Regions from separate parts of the Homo sapiens genome. Here region 2 is linked to region 1. Evidence: chromatin loops called from intact Hi-C (ENCODE). Cell type or tissue: endothelial cell of umbilical vein. All regions are shown on one strand. Links, peaks and the distances in the headings refer to the core of each region. The heading gives the core; the rest is flanking DNA.

Region 1 (12,402 bases), core at 1-8,000:
GAGAATCGCTTGAACCCAGGAGGTGGAGGTTGCAGTGAGCTGAGATCACGCCACTGCACTCCAGCCTGGGCAACAGAGCTAGACTCCTTCTCTTAAAAAAAAAAAAAAATTAAGGTGGTACTATGGTTGAATACTGACCCCTCCAAATCTCATATTGAAATGTGACCCCCAATGTTGGAGCTGGAGTCTAATGGGAAGTGTTTGGATTAAGGGAGTTGATCTCTCATGAATGAGTTGCTGCCATCCTTGCTGGAGTGAGTTCTCACTTAGTTCCCTTAAGAACTGGTTATTTAGAAGAGCCTGTCACCTGGTTCTCTCATCATGTGATCTCTGAACACACCTCCCCCTCACCTTTTGCCATGAGTAGAAGCTTCCTGAGGCCCTTATCTGAAGCAGGTGTTGGTCTGGCAATATGCTTCTTGTATAGCCTACAGAACCATGAGACTAATAAAGCTCTTTTTTTTTTTTTACCCCCAAATAATCCAGACTTAGGTATTCCTTTATAGCAAATGATCTCAGAAAGATGGTAAATTTTGTGTATTTTACCACAACTGAAAAAAAGTTTTTTTAAGAGAACAGGTCTCACTCTGTTGCCCAGGGTGGAGTACAGTGGCACAATCATAGCTCACTGCAGCCTAGAACTCCTGGGTTTAAGTGATCTTCCCCTGCCTCAGCCTCACAAGTAGCTGGGACTAGAGGCACGAGTCACCACATCCAGATAAAAACACTTTTAAAGTAGTCAAAACAACAATATTACTCTAGCACAAAAGCTTGATATCAAACAAGTTTGTTTCAAGAGCACTTATTCAATTTCACTAATTGGTTGTCAGACGAATACATATTTGCACGTATATTTGTAAATGCTTGCTTGTTTCTTGTTGAATTGTAAACAATACTTGACAAAGTAGAGCTGTTTAAACAATGAAAACTTGATATGGTAGTATATTCCACATGAAACTCATAAATGGTAGACAGCTATATAAAACCATCCAACACAGATCTTAAAATCAACATTTAATAGTCTGCACAAAACATGATGCCTTTTTTATGTTTCAGTGAATGAAAAATAAAAATTTTTATCTTTTATTATCGAGGGAGAGTAAGAAAGTCCCAAACAGAATACATATTTTCTCATCTCATAGAGCAAGAGAAGTTATTTAAAAACAACATGCCATGGGAGGCCAAGGCAGACGGATCACAAGGTCAAGAGATCGAGACCATCCTGACCAACATGGTGAAACCCTGTCTCTACTAAAAATACAAAAAATTAGCTGGGCGTGGTGGCACATGCCTGTAGTCCCAGCAACTAGGGAGGCTGAGGCAGGAGAATCGCTTGAACCCAGGAGGCAGAGCTTGCAGTGAGCCGAGACTGCACCACTGCACTCCAGCCTGGCAACAGAGCAAGACGCCGTCTCAAAACAAAACAAAACAAAACAAAATGCCCCCATGAACATAATCAAGAAACACTATAAATAATTAAATAAAACAAGAAAATAATTCCTCTACTACAGGAAAACATTGGCTCTTCATGTCAATGAGGGTTCTGTTACTATTGCAACTGCCAATCTGAAAGGAATTGAGGAACCACTTTTTCCTTCTTCAAATCTAACATCATCCCATGTGGAATAGTTGCGTCCACTTAACAACATTTTCTTACTTATTCTTTGCAACGTGCCAAAACACTATGCTGAACTCAGGCTTTGAGGCCCAGACAACCATCAGAAATGACCAATTTGCGGGGCCAGGCACAGTGATCATATCTGTAATCTTAGCACTTTGGGAGGCGGAGGTGAGAAGATTGCTTGAGCTTAAAAGTTCAAGACCAGCCTGGGTAACACAGCAAGACTCCGTCTCTACAAAAAAAATTTAAAAATTACCCAGGCATGGTGGTGCATGCCTGTGGTCTGAGCTACTTGCAAGGCTGAGGTGGAAGAACTGCTTCAGCCTAGGAGGAGGAGGTTGCAGTGAGCCAAGATCATGTCACTGCACTCCAGCCTGGGCAACAGAGTGAGACCCTGTCTCAAAAATAAATAAATAAATAAATGAATAAATAAAGAAGAATACCATTTATCTGTTGGGATAAGGGCAGGTATGGGACCATGTATAGCCAGCGCGATTACTGGAATACATTTCAAACGATGTCCAAGTCAGGTCCTATTTACATGCAGTGAATCAGAAGATACATACTTTAATTTTCCATTCTAGGTTAATACAGAATATCTAATAACTATACCAACTAAAACATTTTAAAATATAAATCCCATTAAATATTCAAACAATGGTATAATATTGTAAATAAAAACAAGTCCTGTGATTTTTACTGAAACATGGAGTGAAATAAAAGAGTGTAAGCTTAATGCAGAAACTTTTAAAATCAATTATAGAAAGGGTACGTATTTCCTACTTTATATATAGCATCAACCACTGGGTAGTTCTACTGACTATTAGATTGATCACACATTCCCACTACATAAAGCATTATTGTAAAAAGAATGCTGGCATTTATTTCTTATTTATGTATTTATTTTAATTTTGAGACAGAGTCTCCCTCTATCAGCCAGGCTGGAGTGCAGTGGTGAGACCTTTGTTCACGGCAACCTTCACCTCTCAGGTTCAAGCCATCCTCATACTTCAGCCTCCCGAATACCTGGGACTATGGGTATGCACCACCACCCCCAGTTAATTTTTGAATTTTTAGTAGACACAGTGTTTTGCCATGTTGGCCAGATTGGTCTCAAACTCCTGGCCTCAAGTGATCCGCCCACCTCAGCCCCCCAAAGTGCTGGGATTATAGTCATAAACCACTGTGCCCAGCCTATTTCTTCTTAGTGACTCTAGCTTCCCTTTCCCTTTTGAAATAATCTCTGATTAAAGTTTACATGCTACAAATGCTGCACCTCTGAGAGCAAGAATACTCAAATGTCAAAAAGAATAAACCATAACAACTCACAATTTCTCAGACAATGAGCAGATTATGATTATTATGTAAGCTCAGGCTTCCAAGTGCTCTCTCCTTCAAAGCCAAGCATGTAACAGGTATACAGCATAACAGTAACCATACTCTGACATACTTAAGATTCTTTCTTTCTTTTTTTTTCTTTATGTGGAGACAGAGTCTTGCTCTGTCATCCAGGCTGGAGTGCAGGGGTGCAATCTCGGCTCACTGCAACCTCTGCCTCCTGGGTTCAAGCGATTCTCCTACCTCAGCCTTCCAAGTAGCTGGGACTACAGGCGCGCAGCACAATGCCTGGCTAATTTTTGTATTTTTAGTAGAGACAGGATTTCACCATGTTGGGCAGGCTGGTCTCGAACTCCTGAACTCAGGTGATCCACTTGCCTCAGCCTCCCAAAGTGCTGGGATTACAGCCATGAACCACCGTGCCCGGCTCTGACATATTTAAGACTCAATTACAGTACATGGTAGGCACAAACCTTCAGTACAAGATGAATAAATCAAGAAAATCAAAGTAAAACTATTGCTACTATAATTTAATATTAACATAAAATCCAGCAAATACGTAAATTTCTATTTCAAAACAACATTTGCTATAGCCTCACAAAAAGGTTCCTATATGAAAATTTTGGTGCAAAAATACCTCAACGATGGCACTAAGCACCGAAAATGCATATCTGTCCAAAGTATAATCTAAAATGGTACAGAATTATTTTATGGATAATTTAAAGGCTATCTTCTTTTGCTACCTTTCATTTAAATACCAAAGATTGCACCTTAACAATGTAAGAAATGAAATAGTACTGGCTGACTATATATCCAGTTATTTATAAGGGAAAGCACTCAATGATGGGTGTCCATTATGATTTTTCTATCTGATTATGCTAAATGTAGTACAAAAACCCCACAAGTTATTTTTAGGTCATCACTGAGTTGGTTAAATAAACATTATGTCTGCCTGTGTAATGTGACTCCCGTAGTACTTACTCTGTCGAGAATAAACAGACATCATGCACACTGAATCATATGAGACAGGTTCAGAAAACAGCTGAGTCACCGACCATTAGCCCTTTACTTCCTGTTCACAGTAACACAGTGGAAATTTCTACCTCACCACAACATCAGGCTTCTTTTCCCATTCCCACTAATAAGTTATACTTTCCCTCAATAACACCAACCAGTTTGTGTTAAAGCTCAATTTAGACATCACATAGTTCTATTATGTTCTAATATTCCCAACCCACACACCAAGTTCCTGACAATACAAAAACAAAGACAAGTAACATTAGGAGGTTAATTAGGTTGGCATGCGTCATCACAATTAAGCTAGGTCTATTTGGAAAAAACCAAGTCTCTCCAGTTGACCTACAGGTGGAAGTATTACAGTATCACCTCACTGTCCATGTAGCTTGTACTTTTTTGATATGGCCAACAGATCCCCTAGGTTTTCTTTCTAAAGCTTCCCTGAATTACATGGTAAATGTTCTTTTACTATGAATAACAAGCTTTAAAGCAAAATCACTTTCAGTTTTCTTTCCTTCGAGGATGCTAATTAGTAGTACCCTCAGTTAAAAACATTAGGCACGCAAAAACTTTTACTCACATTAGAATGAAAAAAACTCTCAAACTATACTTGACTTCAGATGTAGCAATCTAACAAGTTTGTGAGTTTTTCTTTTTTGTTTGCAGTAGCAATTCTAAGTCATGGAAATCAAGTTGAAAAAGACACGATTCCTATGCACAGGGATTTACAATTTACCTAACAACAGTAAAAATGACATAGAAAGTGGTGTAAGGGCTCTCCCTCTCCCTCCCCCTCCCCTCCCCCTCCCCCCCTCCCCCTCCCTCTCCCTCTCCCCACGGTCTCCCTCTCTTTCCACGTCTCCCTCTCATGCGGAGCCAAAGCTGGACTGTACTGCTGCCATCTCGGCTCACTGCAACCTCCCTGCCTGATTCTCCTGCCTCAGCCTGCCGAGTGCCTGCGATTGCAGGCACGCGCCGCCATGCCTGACTGGTTTTGGTGGAGACAGGGTTTCGCTGTGTTGGCCGGGCCAGTCTCCAGCCCCTAACCGCGAGTGATCCGCCAGCCTCGGCCTCCCGAGGTGCCGGGATGGCAGACGGAGTCTTGTTCACTCAGTGCTCAATGGTGCCCAGGCTGGAGTGCAGTGGCGTGATCTCGGCTCGCTACAACCTACACCTCCCAGCCGTCTGCCTTGGCCTCCCAAAGTGCCGAGATTGCAGCCTCTGCCCAGCCGCCACCCCGTCTGGGAAGTGAGGAGTGTCTCTGCCTGGCCGCCCATCGTCTGGGATGTGAGGAGCCCCTCTGCCTGGCTGCCCAGTCTGGAAAGTGAGGAGCGTCTCCGCCCGGCCGCCATCCCATCTAGGAAGTGAGGAGCGCCTCTTCCCGGCCGCCATCACATCTACGAAGTGAGGAGCGTCTCTGCCCGGCCGCCCATCGTCTGAGATGTGGGGAGCGCCTCTGCCCCGCCGCCCCATCTGGGATGTGAGGAGCGCCTCTGCCCGGCCACGACCCCATCTGGGAGGTGAGGAGCGTCTCTGCCCGGCCGCCCAGTCTGAGAAGTGAGGAGACCCTCTGCCTGGCAACCACCCCGTCTGAGAAGTGAGGAGACCCTCCGCCCGGCAGCTGCCCCGTCTGAGAAGTGAGGAGCCTCTCCGCCCAGCAGCCACCCCATCTGGGAAGTGAGGAGCGTCTCCGCCCGGCAGTCACCCCGTCCGGGAGGGAGGTGGGGGGGGGTCAGCCCCCCGCCCGGCCAGCCGCCCCATCCGGGAGGGAGGTGGGGGTTCAGCCCCCCGCCCGGCCAGCCGCCCCGTCCGGGAGGTGAGGGGCGCCTCTGCCCGGCCGCCCCTACTGGGAAGTGAAGAGCCCCTCTGCCCGGCCAGCCGCCCCGACCGTGAGGGAGGTGGGGGGGTCAGCCCCCTGCCCAGCCAGCCACCCCGTCTGGGAGGTGTGCCCAACAGCTCATTGAGAATGGGCCAGGATGACAATGGCGGCTTTGTGGAATAGAAAGGGGGGAAAGGTGGGGAAAAGATTGAGAAATCGGATGGTTGCCGTGTCTGTGTAGAAAGAAGTAGACATGGGAGACTTTTCATTTTGTTCTGCACTAAGAAAAATTCTTCTCCCTTGGGATCCTGTTGATCTGTGACCTTACCCCCAACCCTGTGCTCTCTGAAACATGTGCTGTGTCCACTCAGGGTTAAATGGATTAAGGGCGGTGCAAGATGTGCTTTGTTAAACAGATGCCTGAAGGCAGCATGCTCGTTAAGAGTCATCACCAATCCCTAATCTCAAGTAATCAGGGACACAAACACTGCAGAAGGCCGCAGGGTCCTCTGCCTAGGAAAACCAGAGACCTTTGTTCACTTGTTTATCTGCTGACCTTCCCTCCACTATTGTCCCATGACCCTGCCAAATCCCCCTCTGTGAGAAACACCCAATAATTATCAATAAAAAAATAAATTTAAAAAAAAAAAAAGAAAGTGGTGTAAGGAGTATGAATAATATATCAAGAAGTACAGAGCAGAATGTGATTAATTCTTCCTGGGAGAAGAGTTCCAGGGAGCCTCCAAAGGTGGCAGATCAACAGTGATAGATGGTGAGCTTGCAGTCAGCCATAAAAAGCAGAGGAGATCATGTGTAGGCAAAACAAGGAATATTTTAAACAGAAGCACAAAGACCTGAAAAACTAGGGCACGTCTGCTGAACCATAAACACGTCAGTAATGCCAGAGAATAGAAGTGCATGAGGTAGAGTGAGAGGAGGTGACATCAGAGGATTAGATTAGGGCCAGACTAAAAAGACGGGTCAAGTAAGGACTTCGCCATGAAGGTAATCCTAGGAGATGTTGAACAGGGCAGAAATATCATCCAATTTGTTTAAAAAAGAGAGCCATTACAACAATATGAACTCTTAGTGAAGATACTGGTGTCAAGATATCAAACAGGGATCTATTCCGACAGCCCAGGTACATAGTGATAAGGGCCTGATAACAGCAGTGGATCTCGACAGAAAAAAAAAAGGCAGATTTGGGAGTTAATTCATATATTATAGAAACAGCAGGATTTTCTGAGCACCTAAATATAAGGGGAAGAAAGCTGCTTCTCCAAGGTTTGAGGATTAGATGGTGAAGAATGCTTACAGAACCCAAAATGATTGGGTCCCAGGCTATCATTGACTTCACTTCACATACCATTACTGTCCAGCCATACTGGCCTTATTTTATTCTCTCAAATATATCAACTTTTTTTTCTCTCAAGGCTTCTGCAATAGTTGTTTTCTCTGCTTTGAATAAAAAAGTGATGAATTCATTTATATTATGGAGAGTTTTAATGTCAAAGAGATCTCTAGGTACAAAAGTCTACAGAGTAATTAGGCATGAAGAGAGCAGAGTCAACCCAGAATGAACTAAGAATCAGCAAACATAACCAACAGTCCTTGCCATGAGAGTGGATGAGATAACCTAAAAACCCAATAACAAAAAATTATCCCCTGTTCATGAACTGGAAGATTTAATATTGTTAATATACCAATACAACCCAAAGTGACTTACAGATTCAATGCAATCTCTATCAAAATCCCAATGGTGTGTTCTACAAAAACAGAAAAACTCCCCATCCTGATATTCATATGTATTCTCAAGGAAGTCTGGATAGCCAAAACAATAGCTGAAAAGAAAAAAGCTGGAGGCCTCACAATTCCAGATTTCAAAATTACAAATCTGCAAAAATGAAAAGTGCAGTACTGGTGTAAAAATAAACCAAAAGTAATTAGAAATGGGAAAAAATGGCCCAGAAATAAACCCACAAATATATGTTCAAACGATTTTTGAAAAGGGTACCAAAACCATTCAATGGGGAAAGGACATTTTCAACAAATGGTTCTGGGAGAAATTAGATATACATATGCAAAAGAATGAAGTTAGACCCTCACTTAACACCAAATACAAAAATTAAGTCAAAATAGATTAAGACCAAAATGTAAGAGCTAAAAGTAAAAAAATCTGAGAAGAAATCAGAGAGAAAACGCTCTGAAACACTGGATTTGGCAATGACTTCTTAGATACAATACCAAAGGCAGAAGCAAAAAAAAAAAAAAGTAGACAACTTGGGCATATTAACAATTTAAAATTTTTGTGCATCGAAAGATATTACACCAAGAGAGTCAAGAGGCAACCTACAGAAGAAGAGAAAATATTTGTAAACTGTACACCTGTTAAAAAGTTAATATCCTGGGCTGGGCACCATGGCCTGTTTGTAATCCCAGCACTTTGGGAGGCCAAGGTGGGGAAATCACTTGAGGCCAGGAGTTCGAGACCAACCTGACCATCATGGCAAAACCCTGTCTCTACTAAAAATACAAAAATGAGCCAGGAATGGCAATCCCAGATACTCAGGTGGCTGAGGCACGATAATCATTTAAACCCAGGAGGCGGAGGTTGCAGTGAGCTGAGATCGCACCACTGCACTCCAGCCTGCGTGACAGAGGGAGACACTGTCTCAAAAAAAAAAAAAAAAAAAGTTAATATCCTGAATATATAGAACTCCTAAAACTCAATCACAAAAAAGCAAACAATCAGATTCAGAAATGGGCAAAGGACACGAATAGACATTTCTATTAAAAAGACATACACAAATGGCCAACAAGCCCATGAAAATATGCTAATCCTAAGGAAATACAAATCAATACTATATTGGTATATATCACCTCCTCACACCAAGATGGCTAGTATATATATGTGTACATACACACATACAATTTTTTTTTTTTTTTTTGAGACAGAGTCTCGCTCTGTCGCCCAGGCTGGAGTGCAGTGGCAAGATCTCAGCTCCCTGCAACCTCCACCTCCCGGGTTCAAGTGATTCTCCTGCCTCAGCTTCCCAAGTAGCTGAGACTACAGGTGCGTGCCACCATGCTCAGCACAGTGGCTCGTGCCTGTAATCCCAGCACTTTGGTAGGCCAAGGCATGCAGATCACAAGGTCAGGAGTTCGAGACCATCCTGGCTAACCCAGTGAAAGCCTGTGTCTACTAAAAATACAAAAAATTAGCCGGGCATGGTGGCACGGGCCTGTAGTCCCAGATACTTGGGAGGCTGAGGCAGGAGAATCGCTTGAACTCAGGAGGCAGAGGTTGCAGTGAGCCGAGATCGCCCCACTGCACTTCAACTTGGGCAACACAGCAAGACTCCATCTCAAAAAAAAGGAAAAGTGTTGTAAAAGATGTGGAGAAAGTGGAACTCTTGCACACTGTTGGTAGGAATGTAAAATAGGTACAGCCATTGTGGAAAACAGTATGGCATTTTCACAAAAAATAGGAATAACCATACAGTTCTGCAATTCCACTTCCAAGTATCCACTCTAAATAAATGAAAACGAGGTCTTAAGGGAGTTCTTTGTACATCCACATTCATATCACTATTATTCATAACTGGTAAAACATGAAAGCCAACCAAGTATGCATCAGCAAATGAATAGATAAGCACAATATGGTACCATAGATAAAGTGAAACATTAGCCTTAAAAAGAAAGGGAATTCTGACATATCCTACAAAATGGATGGAACTTGAGGACAATATGCTAAGTGAAATAAGCCAGGCACAAACAACTACTGTATGATAACAGTTATATGATGTAGTTAAAGAATAGCCAAAGCCACAGACAGACAGGAGAATGGCTGTTGCCAGGGTGCAAAGGGAGGGGTCAAAGGGAAGTTATTGTTTAATGGGTATAGACTTTCAGTTTTACAAGATGAAAGAAAAGAGTTATAAAGATGGATCGTGTGATCACTGCATATTATCAATGTATACTTAAAATGTACACTTAAAAATGGGGTTAAGATTTTAAACTTTGTGCTATTTGCATTTTAACACAATTTTTTAAATTGGGAAAAAAAAGAGAAAGGTTCAGAGATAATAAAGTAAGTTGCCCAAGGTCACACATGATGGCTAATTCAAAATGTAAACCTCAAAATGCAGACACCAGTGAAATTATAAAACAAATATCTACTTATACAAAACTCAGGATAATTGTTACCACTAGGGAGAAAGAGGCAGCTGAGATAAAGGAGGAATACAGAGTGGCTTCAAAGATATTGATAATCGACTTAAGGTGAGTGGTGGTTGGTTGTGTTATGATTATCCTTTCAAACCAAACACGTTACAATATACTTTTATAAGCTTAAACATGTCATAATAAATTGTAAAACACAGGTGTTTCAACAAACAGTAAGCAGCAGAATTAGACAAGGTGAAGCAGAGCTACTCATGATACATAACTTCACAAGCTATATACAGTGTATGGCCTGTCGAGCTGTTGGTGACCAACCTAGTACTGAAGTAAGCACAGTTCAGGATATGACTGAAAGTCAATTAGTGATTACTAAAAAGATTATCAAGCAGCTAAGTTGTAGCTATATTATACCTAAATAGAGTTTAGACCAGCTGTATTAATAAATCATTAATTTTTTGTTTGAGATACAGTCTTGCTGTTGCCCAAGCGGGAGTTCATGATCACAGCTCATCGTAACCTCTCACTCCTGGATGCCGCAAGTGAATCTCCAGCCTCAGCTTCCCAAAGTGCTGGAATTACTGGCTTGAGCCAATGCGCCTGGCCCAAACAAAGTCTCGCTCTGGGGTACAGTGGCGTGATCCCGGCTCACTGCAACCTCCACCCCCTAGGTCCAAGCGATTCTCATGCCTCAGCCTCCCGAGTAGCTGAAACCACAGGTGCACACAACCACACCCAGCTAATGTTTTATATTTTTTAGTAGAGACAAGGTTTCACCACTTTGGCTAGGCTGGTCTTGAACTCCTGGCCTCACGTGATCCGCCTGCCTCAGCCTCCCAAAGTGCTGGAATTACAGGCATGAGCCACCATGCCTGGCCCCAATCATAAAGTTTTAATTAGACTCCACGAACACAGGTAATGGAATTTCCAAAGCAGAGCCATCCATCCTGGGAGCAAGAACAGAGGAAAAGACCTGCTGAGTTAGATTCAGGGACGAGAACTGGGAAGAAAGAGAAATTGAGTCGGGGGGGGGAAGGGAACTAGTGGGCCAGGTGCAGTGGCTCACGCCTGTAATCCTAACACTTTGGGAGGCCAAGGCAGAAGGATCACTTGAAGCCAGGAGTTTGAGACAAGCCTGCACAACATAGCAAGACCTCATCACTACAAAATAAACCATTAGTTTGATTTTTTTAAAACAAAGAGAACTAGTGGTTTTATAAAAATAAAGTTATAGTAGTTAGTGATAGGATCAAGGGTAAATAAGAGAAAGTGAAGGCAGAAAGGGGCTGCCATCTTGAGAAAAGAAATGGATTAAAGAATTAAAAGGTTGTAGGCTGTGAAATAGGTATAACAGGACTGGCATGGGATAGGAAAAAGGAACAAAGACTATGGTCAGAAAAATGTTATTTATTTATTATTTTATTTTTTATTCTTGAGACAGGGTCTCACTTTGTTGCCAGGCTGGAGCACAGTGGCACAATCATGCTGCAGTGAGCCATGAACTCCTGGGCTCAGGGGATCCTCCTACCTCAGCCTCCCAAGTAGCTGAGACTACAGGTGTAAAACACCATGCCCAACTAATTTTTAAAAATTTTTTGTGGAGACAGGGTCTTGCTTTGCTGGACCAGATGTTTGAGGCCCAGGATGGCCTCAAACTCCTCGCTTCAAGTGATCATCCTGCCTCAACCTCCCAAAGTGCTGGAATTACAGGTATGAGCCACTGGGCTGGTTGGAGAAATTTTAGACTTCAAGAATTCAAAGGCAGAGCAGTTCTCAGCTGATATGGTTTGGCTCTGTGTCTCCACCCAAATCTCATCTTGTAAGCTCCCATAATTCCCATGTGTTATGGGGGGAACCCAGTGAGAGATGACTGAATTATGGAGGCAGGTCTTTTCCTGTGCTGTTCTCTTGATAGTGAATGGGTGTCACGTGATCTGATGGTTTTAGAAATGGGAGTTGCCCTACACAAGCTCCCTTTTTGCCTGCTGCCATCCATGTAAGATGTGACTTGCTCTCCCTTGCCTTCTGCCATGATTGTGAGGCCTCCCCAGCCATGTGGAGCCCAAGTCCAACAAACCTCTTTCTTTTGTAAATTGCCCAGTGTCAAGTATATCTTTACCAGCACCCTGAAAATGGACTAATACATCAGTAGAGACCAGGTCCAGGCCAGTGCTCGTAACAAAAATATAAAAAATACAATACAAACCACACAAGTAAGTAATTTAAAATTTTCTAGGTCACCAGATTAGAAAAACTTAAAACTGGTGAAATTAATTTTGTGTTTTACACTTACAAAACATCTCAATTTGCAGAAACTATGTTTCAAGTGCTCAAAAGCCACAGTGGCTCTAATAGCGACCACATTGGACAGTGCAGATCTAGACTGTGTCCATATAGATTGCTGAATATGTGTCTATATACAGTTGCT
Region 2 (8,721 bases), core at 1-8,000, 130 kb after region 1:
TAAAATTGGCTGGGCGGGGTGGCTCACACCTGTAATCCCAGCACTTTGGGAGGCCAAAGCAGGTGAATCAGCTGAGGTCAGGAGTTCAAGACCAGCCTAGCAACATGGCCAGTCTCTACTAAAAAATACAAAAAAATTAACCGGGCATGGTGGTGGCCACCTGTAATCCCAGCTACTAGGGAAGCTGAGGAAGGAGAACCACTTGAACCCAGGAGGTGGAGGTTGCAGTGAGCCAAGATCATGCCATTGCACTCCCGCCTGGACAACAAGAGCAAAACTCCATCTCAAAAATAAATAAATAAATAAAATTACATATTATATGGTGACAATAGCAATTCAATAACTGGAATAAGAAAAATTAATAGTCACAAGGAGCTTTTCATTTCACACAAGAAAGTCTATAAAATACTACTAGTATCAATGCAATAATTGTAATAAAAGGCAAACCTGAACTCTTCAAAAGCTAGTAAGTTACCTAAAGATATAGTTGTTTCAGAAATTTCAGGATTTGGGCGGGTCAGTGGCTCCCGCTTATAACCCCAGCACTTTGGGAGGCTGAGGCGGGCAGATCACGAGGTCAGGAGTTCAAGACCAGCCTGGCCAACATACTGAAACCCCATTTCTACTAAAAATACAAAAAACTAGCCAGGCATGGTGGCAGACACCTGTAATCCCAGCTACTCAGGAGGCTGAGGCAGAAGAATCTCTTGAACCCGGGAGGCGGAGGTTGCAGTGAGCCAAGATCGTGCCACTGCACTCCAGCCTGGAGACAGAGCAAGACTCCATCTCAATAAATAAATAAATAAATCTATATAATTTGTATTATTTATAAAACACATGCACTGTTTTGCTAAGTTTGTTTGTTTTTTGTTTGTTTTTTTTCTTCTGAGACAGAGTCTCACACTGTCGCCTGGGCTGGAGTGCAATCGCGTGATCTCGGCTCACTGCAACCTCCACCTCCCGGGTTCAAGCGATTCTCCTGCCTCAGCCTCCTAAGTAGCTGGGATTACAGGTTCCTGCCACCACGCCTGGCTAATTTTTAGTAGAGACAGGGTCTCCCTATGTTGGCCAGGCTGGTCTCGAACTCCTGACCTCGTGATCTGCCCACCTCAGCCTCCCAAAGTGCTGGGATTACAGGTGTGAGCCACCGCACCCAACCTTTGCTAAGTTTTGAACCTAAACCAAAATCTCAAAAAATACATGAGCCTAGGACATGAACAAATAATTTTCAAAACAGGAAATAAACCTAGTAAACAAGGGAGAAAAAAATAAGCCTTACAAGTAATAAAAGAAATACAAACTAAAATCGTCTATCATTTTCACCTATCAAATCAACAAAAATTGAAAGACTGCAATATTTAATGCTGATAAAAGTAGAGTAGACCCTGAAAATATGTACATGTATTATATATCAATAAAAACAATTTAAAAATGTAGCAGGCACTAGGGTACACTGCAGGTAAAGTGAAAATTCATATCTGGTAATATACATCAATTTTCCTAGTGTTCACACCTGTTGACTCAGTAATTTTTACTTTTATTAAGGAAATATCTGAAATATTGAAAAGCATTATGCACAAAGATGGTTTCCAGCATGGCTTTTTTTCTTTTCAAGAGAAGAGTCTTGCTCTGTCACCCAAGCTGGAATGTGCAATAGCACAATCATAATTCACTGCAGCCTCAAACTCCTGAGCTCAAGCAATCCTCCCATCTCAATATCCCAAGTAGCTAGGGCTACAGGCACACTCCATTATGCCTCACCAATTTTTTTTCTAATTTCACAGAGACAAGGTCTTGCTATGTTGCCCAGGTTGGTCTTGAACTCCCGGGTCTAAACAATCTGCCTACCTTGGCCTCCCAAAGTGCTGGTTATTACACGCATGAGCCACCCTGCCTGGTCTCAGCATTCTTCTCAATAGCAAAACTGTTAACTTAAAAATCGAGTAAACAGCCGGGCGCGGTGGCTCACACCTGTCATCCCAGCACTTTGGGAGGCCAAGGTAGGCGGATCACGAGGTCAGGAGATCGAGACCATCCTGACTAACACGGTGAAACCCCATCTCTACTAAAAATGCAAAAAATCAGCTGGCTGTGGTGGCAGGTGCCTGTAGTCCCAGCTACTCGAGAGGCTAAGGCAGGAGAATGGTGTGAACCCAGGAGGCGGAGCTTGCAGTGAGCCGAGATCGCGCCACTGCACTCCAGCCTGGGCGACAGAGTGAGACTCTGTCTCATTTAAAAAAAAAAAAAAAAAAAAAGTGCATGTCTGTAATCCCTGCAACTCGAGAGGCTGAGGTGGGAGGATAGCCAGGAGTTCAAAGCCAGCCTAGGAAACACAGCAAGATCCTCATGTCAAAAAAAGAAAAAAAAAATCCAACAATAAGGAATGTGTTTTCAGTAAATTGTGGCACAGTCATATATCTAATACTATAAAGCCATTAAAGATGCCTTCAGAATGTTTTTTGAAATGTGACTATACTGGCCAGGTAGGGTGGCTCATGCCTGTAATCCCAGCAACTGGGTAAGCTGAGGCAGGAGGATAGCTTGAGCCCAGGAGTTGGAGGTTACAGTGAGCTATGATCATGCCATTGTACTCCAGCCTGAGCAACAGAGACTCTATCTCTAAAAAAAAAAAAGAAAGAAAGAAATGTTAATATATCAATATGTTAAAATAGGAAAAATAATACAAAGTTACATTTACAGTATGATTTGCAGCTATGCAAATGTGTATGTATATATATAAACACATATATGCCAACCTATGTGTACATAAATATGTACAAAAATATGTATACATATATAAACAAAAAATTCCTTCAAGGAAATTTATCGAAATACATCAATGAGTTAGAGTTATGAGTAAACTGTTATTCTTTTTTTTTCCCTGTATTTTCCATAATGATCACATATGGCTTTTCTAGAGAAGGGGGGCTTTTCTGTTTCTCAAGCAAAAAAGCCTTTTCTCTTCATCACACTGAAAGAGAAATGAATGAAGTACTGTGTTACTGCCTATCCAGATATACGGTATTTTACTGGTTGCTAAGCAGCAGATCCTGGTGTTTTTACATCATGCCTATCTCTAGTCACAGGCAGAAAGGACAGGAACTCAGGCACAAACTCACCCCATCCAAATGGCAGTGTATTTCCTCTTGGGAGTGGTCCAAAGAGCACACACAGCAACTTTAATTCTCTACTCAAACCACTCCCCATCTCTCACCTTAACATACCAAGCAGATTTTTTATATGGAACAGTATTCCTCACACAAGCTGCACGAAAGGGAAGACCTTTTTAATCCTCTACTATATGCCACCCACTCCATCTCTGAGAGATAATTCGCATTTAAGTATGTTCACCCACCAAGCTAGAAATCACCATCATTCTGGACATGTATCTGTCATCAACTGACACAGACAGGTAAGCCTTGCTGCTTTCTGAAAATAGCCAATCCTGCTCAGTGAATGACAGCATCAGCTAAGATTTCTTCTACTGCAGAGAATGGGTGGGTCCCCCCACTAATGCTGTAAATTCCAATACTCAGTGTCATTCCCTCCAAACAGCAGAATCTACAGTATGGAAATTCTTCCACAAGAAAAGCCCAATTCTTGTGGCCACAACCATTAAGAGAATCCTGAGCCAGGACATTCTCCCCAAGCTTCCCCTCCTGCTTCTTCACAGGAACCACAGCAGCCAAGTCCTATACTATGCCCGCCCCTGCTGCAGCAGCAGCCATTTTTGGCTCAGCCCTGCTGCAGTCCCAGATGAAAGCCAGGACGGCAAGGACAAGATGGCAAAGGACTTTTAAAATGGAAACTCTTAACAAAAATAACAATGAAGCAAGCATCATAAAAAATGTTGCAATAATATGCCATGTCATTTAAAATAAGGCTTTAAAAAAAGATGCCTATATTCAAGTACTTTAAACCATTTTTCATGGCGTCATGAAAAATTTGAGGGAACCTAATTCATCACAATGTGAGATCAGCACTATACTGACACTATGGGGAAAACAATGCTTAATGAGTTTAGTTTTCTACTCAACTAACAGTTAACAACAACTCCCTTGATTCCTGTGGAAAATCTAAACGCATTTCAAATTCCTCTTCACTCTCTTAAAATAATGTAATTTAATCTTTGCTGAATGAAGAGCTCACAGAGAATCAAATTTTAACTTGATTTCACTTTCCAAAATAGAAGTAGCTTTACTTTGCTAATTATAAAAATAACTGGCCGGGTGCGGTGGCTCAGGCCTGTAATCCCAGCACTTTGGGAGGCCGAGGCGGGTGGACCACCTGAGGTCGGGAGTTCGAGATCAGCCTGGCTAACATGGTGAAACCCCGTTTCTACTAAAAATACAAAATTAGCTGGGCATGGTGGCACATGCCTGTAATCCCAGCTACTCGGGAGGCTGAGGCAGAAGAATCGCTTAAACTCAGGAGGCAGAGGTTGCAGTGAGTCAGAATCATACCACTGCACTCCAGGCTGGGCAACAGAGTGAGACTCCGTCTCTAAATAAACAAATAAATAAAGTGATTAAACAAAATATCACTTACTACAGAAAAAAATCAAATGACCTAATCTCACCAGCAACCAGTAACCACATGAACACTGTTGCATAACCAAGCACCAAGCACTTTTTCCTAATGTATTTTTTAAATAAAATTTGAATATACATGCTACTTTTAACTGACTTCCACGGAGAAAATGTGCACTTTTTTATATCAGTAAATGTTTCCGCAACATTTTTAATGGTTATATAGTATTTCTTTCTTTTTTTTTTTTTTTTTTTTGAGATGGAGTCTCGCTTTGTCACCCAGGCTGGAGTGCAGTGGCACGATCTCGGCTCACTGCAAGCTCTGCCTCCCGGGTTCACGCCATTCTCCTGCCTCAGCCTCCCAAGTAGCTGGGGTTACAGGCGCCCGCCACCACACCTGGCTAATTTTTTGTATTTTTAGTACAGATAGGGTTTCACCGTGTTAGCCAGGATGGTCTTGATCTCCTGACCTCGTGATCCGCCCGCCTTGGCCTCACAAAGTGCTGGGATTACAGGCGTGAGCCACCATGCCCAGCTTTAATGGTTATATAGTATTTCAATACCTATATAGTCTGTAATTTGCCCAATGTCCTATCACTAGGCCTTCAGCATGTTTCAAAAGGTTTACTCATGTCATGAAAGATGACATGAGAACAATCAGAATCTTACTTGAATACCAACTTTCAAAGTATAATTCTATAAAAGCAAATTGTATTAAATAAAAAAAAAAACAGGGCTAATTTCAAGGTATTCCTTGAATATATGTTAAAAAAATCTCTTAGAATACTAACAAAATTTAATACAACAACAGTCCAGTTTCTGTTACATTACCTAGGGCCACAAGAAACTCCTAGGTCAAACTGTCTCACCCACTCCACTTGGAAAAAGAGATTCATCCTAATCCCTGTCTCACTCTAGATACTAGTTTAGTATAAAAGACAAGTTCAAACAAAAGAAGACAGTAACTAAGCCTAGGGAAAAAGTGAAACCAATTCCATGAGGTAAGACTGATCCAGGACTCTAATCAGACAATTCTGAGGTCTAGCTTCAGACTGGAGAATGGAGGGATTAAAAGGCTCAGAAGAAGTTCTAAAGACTCCCGGATCTATAACTGACAGGGAACCAAGCACCTAGAAAAAGCAGGCAAGCTCAGAAGTACACTATACATTCCATCACAGAAATTCCTTTGGGCCAGGCACAGTGGCTCACGCCTATAATCCCAAGACTTTGGGAGGCAAAGGCAGGTGGATTGCTTGAGCCTGGAAGGTCAGTGCTGCAGTGAGCCAAGATGATGCCACTGTACTCTGGCCTGGGCAACAGAGCGAGACCCTGTCTCTACAAAAAAAAAAAAAGCAAATAAAATTTTTAAAAAAATCTTTGGGTTCACAAATTTGAAAAGGCCAACTACTTTTTGTTACGTACTCCTTAGATGGAATCAAACTTGCTAACACTAAAAAAAAAAAACCAGAAAAATAAAACGCCCCCTTACAGGGCCTTCAACATGAAGCTTCTTTATAAAAGTAAAATCCATTTCCCTTCAACTCCCAGACTGTTTCCTAATGCAACTTCAATTACCTTTCCAGTCATTACAAGTCACAGTGAGCTGGTATCTACTACCATGACCCAGAGAGCTTCCCAAAATACTTTCCCTATGAGGTCATTGCGGTATTAGCTATTAATAACATTATTTTATGCCATATAATAAAATATATCAACATTTGGAAAATTTACATAACTTAATGAACAATTATCTTCAAATAACTGATGCATAATGGTATAATCTTCCAAATAACCAATGCATGATATTACAAAATCACACACAGGTAAAAGATCCATTCAAGCCAAGCACGATGTACACACTCTGTCATCCTAGCAACTCAAGATGCTGAGGCAGGAGGATGGCTTGAGGCCAGGAGTTCGAGGCTACAGTGAGCTGTGACTGTATCTGTGAATAGCCACTGCACTCCAGCCTGGGAAACAAAGGAATATGCTGTTTCCAAAATAATTTTTAAATAATCACAAAATGATTCCTAAATGCTCCAAAGTTCCCTCCTTTCTCAAATCTATTTTCTAATTAGATTAAGAAACTTTCAGGGACAATGGCCACTCTTCATTTTTACTTCTTCCCACAGTTCTCCTGAAGTGTATAGCAGACACTGATGTGTGCTGCCCCTAGTAGCTTTCGGCCACTTTCAGGATGTGTTATTTTTGAAGGGAAGCTAAAAAGTACTACATCTCAAAGACTACATCTCAAAGACTCTTAGACAGACAAAAGTCTTCACTCATCTAGAAGATTCTAACGGCATTCTGAATAGCACTATCATTCTTTTAACTATCTACTATGACAGCTACCACAGTAACATTTATTTTTAATAGCTGAGACCATTTGAGAAGGAGGTGAGTTAAAAGATTTCCATAATCCATTCTAACCCTCGCATTCTAAGATTCTGGTTCTCTTTATTCTCAAGTCCCAGCATTCAATAATGCTGGATACTATGGTTGTTTAGGGGCTTGAAGATGAGTCAGCAGGTACAGCAATTTGTGAGATGCAGCTTTTTTTTGTTTGTTTGTTTGTTTGAGACGGAGTCTCGCTCTTGTAGCCCAGGCTGCAGTGCAATGAATTGCACAATTTTGGCTCAGGGGAACCTCCGCCTCCCAGGTTCAAGTGATTCCCCTGCCACAGCCTCCTGAGTAGCTGGGATTATAGGTATGTGCCACCACACCCGACTAATTTTTCTATTTTTAGTAGAGACTGGATTTCACCATGTTGGCCAGGCTGGTCTCGAACTCCTGACTTCAGGTGATCCTCCCTCCTTGGCCTCCCAAAGTGCTGGGATTATAGGCGTGAGCCACCGAGACCGGCCAAGAAGCATTTCATTATACTTCAAACAACAGTGAAGCCAGCAAAAGATAGCTGCTGTGGTTTACATTGCTGAACATGCTGTTGGGTTTCACAGGCCAGTAAAAACTACCTATTGTCAGCAAGCCTCATTTTTCTTAGTTAAAGGTTAAGAAGCACCAGACTTAGCCAGCAGCTCCTAAAGCAGAGTGAACAATCTCTTTTCTCAAAGCAGAATTAGTATAAGTGCTTATCCACCAAAATCAGGGTTATTAGTTTAATGGAATTTGCTCATTTCTAAAGATGTCCTACTGGAAATAAGATAACGGAACATTCAAAAACCATTCTTCCCTAGGAATGTGCCTCTGGTTGCAATAAACAAACTCTCTATATAGATCACTAATGTTATACATGCTCAGACACAGGAAAAACTGCTTTCAATAACAACAAGAAAAGTAAGTCAAGGGCGTATTTTTTTTAATCACAAAATGCTATTAACTAAAGTACAGAGAAAGGAATAGAAAATATGCAGATACAGTATCAATCACTAACCTTTTTTGTGAGAGCCAGAAAGGCAAAACAACCTGCAACATTCTACGAAATTATCTATTTTTCTGGTTTTGAGTATTTTCAACTTAGTTTTCCTTCTGAGTCAAAAGTAGTTGAACTTTAAGAATCCTTCTGTCATAAGTAGCCTCCGCTCCAAATATATTTTTCAAAGTTTTGGTTTCCAGTGAAAGACTAAACTGAAAAACACTTCCTAACTGCTTTCTGGTTGCATATCCAACGGTTCATCTGAGCATTATACCCTGAACACAAATAGAAGTTCCTTTTTCATTCAAAGGCAGCCAATTTAACCTAACATTTCAAATTCTAGCTGAACTATTAATAAGGAGATGCAGATATATGCTATGTATCTATGCATCTATGTATCTCTCCATCTATATATCTCTTTAGCAGTATGATAAAAGATGTCCTACATTTTGATGAGCAGGTATTTTCACTATTGTCTCATTATTTGAGTATTGAAACAATATGCCTCAATTTTACTCACTTATAAACTATCTACTACAAACCTGTGACTAACCATAAACAAAGGCTGAAACTGAAACCAGAAATATATTTTTTAAATATATAGGCCAGCGGGGCACAGTGGCTCACGCCTGTAATCCCAGAACTTTGGGATGCTGAGGCGGGTGGATTACTTGAGGTCAGGAGTTCAAGACCAGCCTGGCCAACATAGAGAAACCCCATCTCCACTAAAAATACAAAACCTACCTAGGCATGGTGGCAGGTGCCTGTAATCTCAGCTACTTGGGAGGCTGAGGCAGGAGAATCGCTTGAACCCAGGAG

The links. A loop is a pair of places that touch in the nucleus more often than their neighbours do. Peaks named below come from ENCODE experiments on the same cell type or tissue, not always from the same donor. Only the 100,000 strongest peaks of a DNase experiment are listed, where the experiment ranks them.
Region 2: a loop joins it to region 1, with 7 times the contacts of the local background. A loop is called at or near these places in 2 of 110 quality-filtered maps.

What each region holds. Positions count from the first base shown.
Region 1 is chr1:21,018,468-21,030,869 of GRCh38, forward strand. All of the region lies in intron 4 of EIF4G3 (eukaryotic translation initiation factor 4 gamma 3), which reads right to left. Among named protein-coding and RNA genes, the nearest start is that of MIR1256, 36 kb to the left of the region's middle. RefSeq lists an enhancer at 3,933-4,077, a cis regulatory region at 4,000-4,010 and a silencer at 4,149-4,443. In endothelial cell of umbilical vein, for the core only: no CTCF peak of the experiment used is centred there; a DNase peak (open chromatin) is centred at 4,024; H3K27ac peaks cover 2,386 bases.
Region 2 is chr1:21,146,472-21,155,192 of GRCh38, forward strand. The region is part of intron 2 of EIF4G3 (eukaryotic translation initiation factor 4 gamma 3); the gene reads right to left. Among named protein-coding and RNA genes, the nearest start is that of EIF4G3, 26 kb to the right of the region's middle. In endothelial cell of umbilical vein, for the core only: no CTCF peak of the experiment used is centred there; a DNase peak (open chromatin) is centred at 3,110; H3K27ac peaks cover 2,953 bases.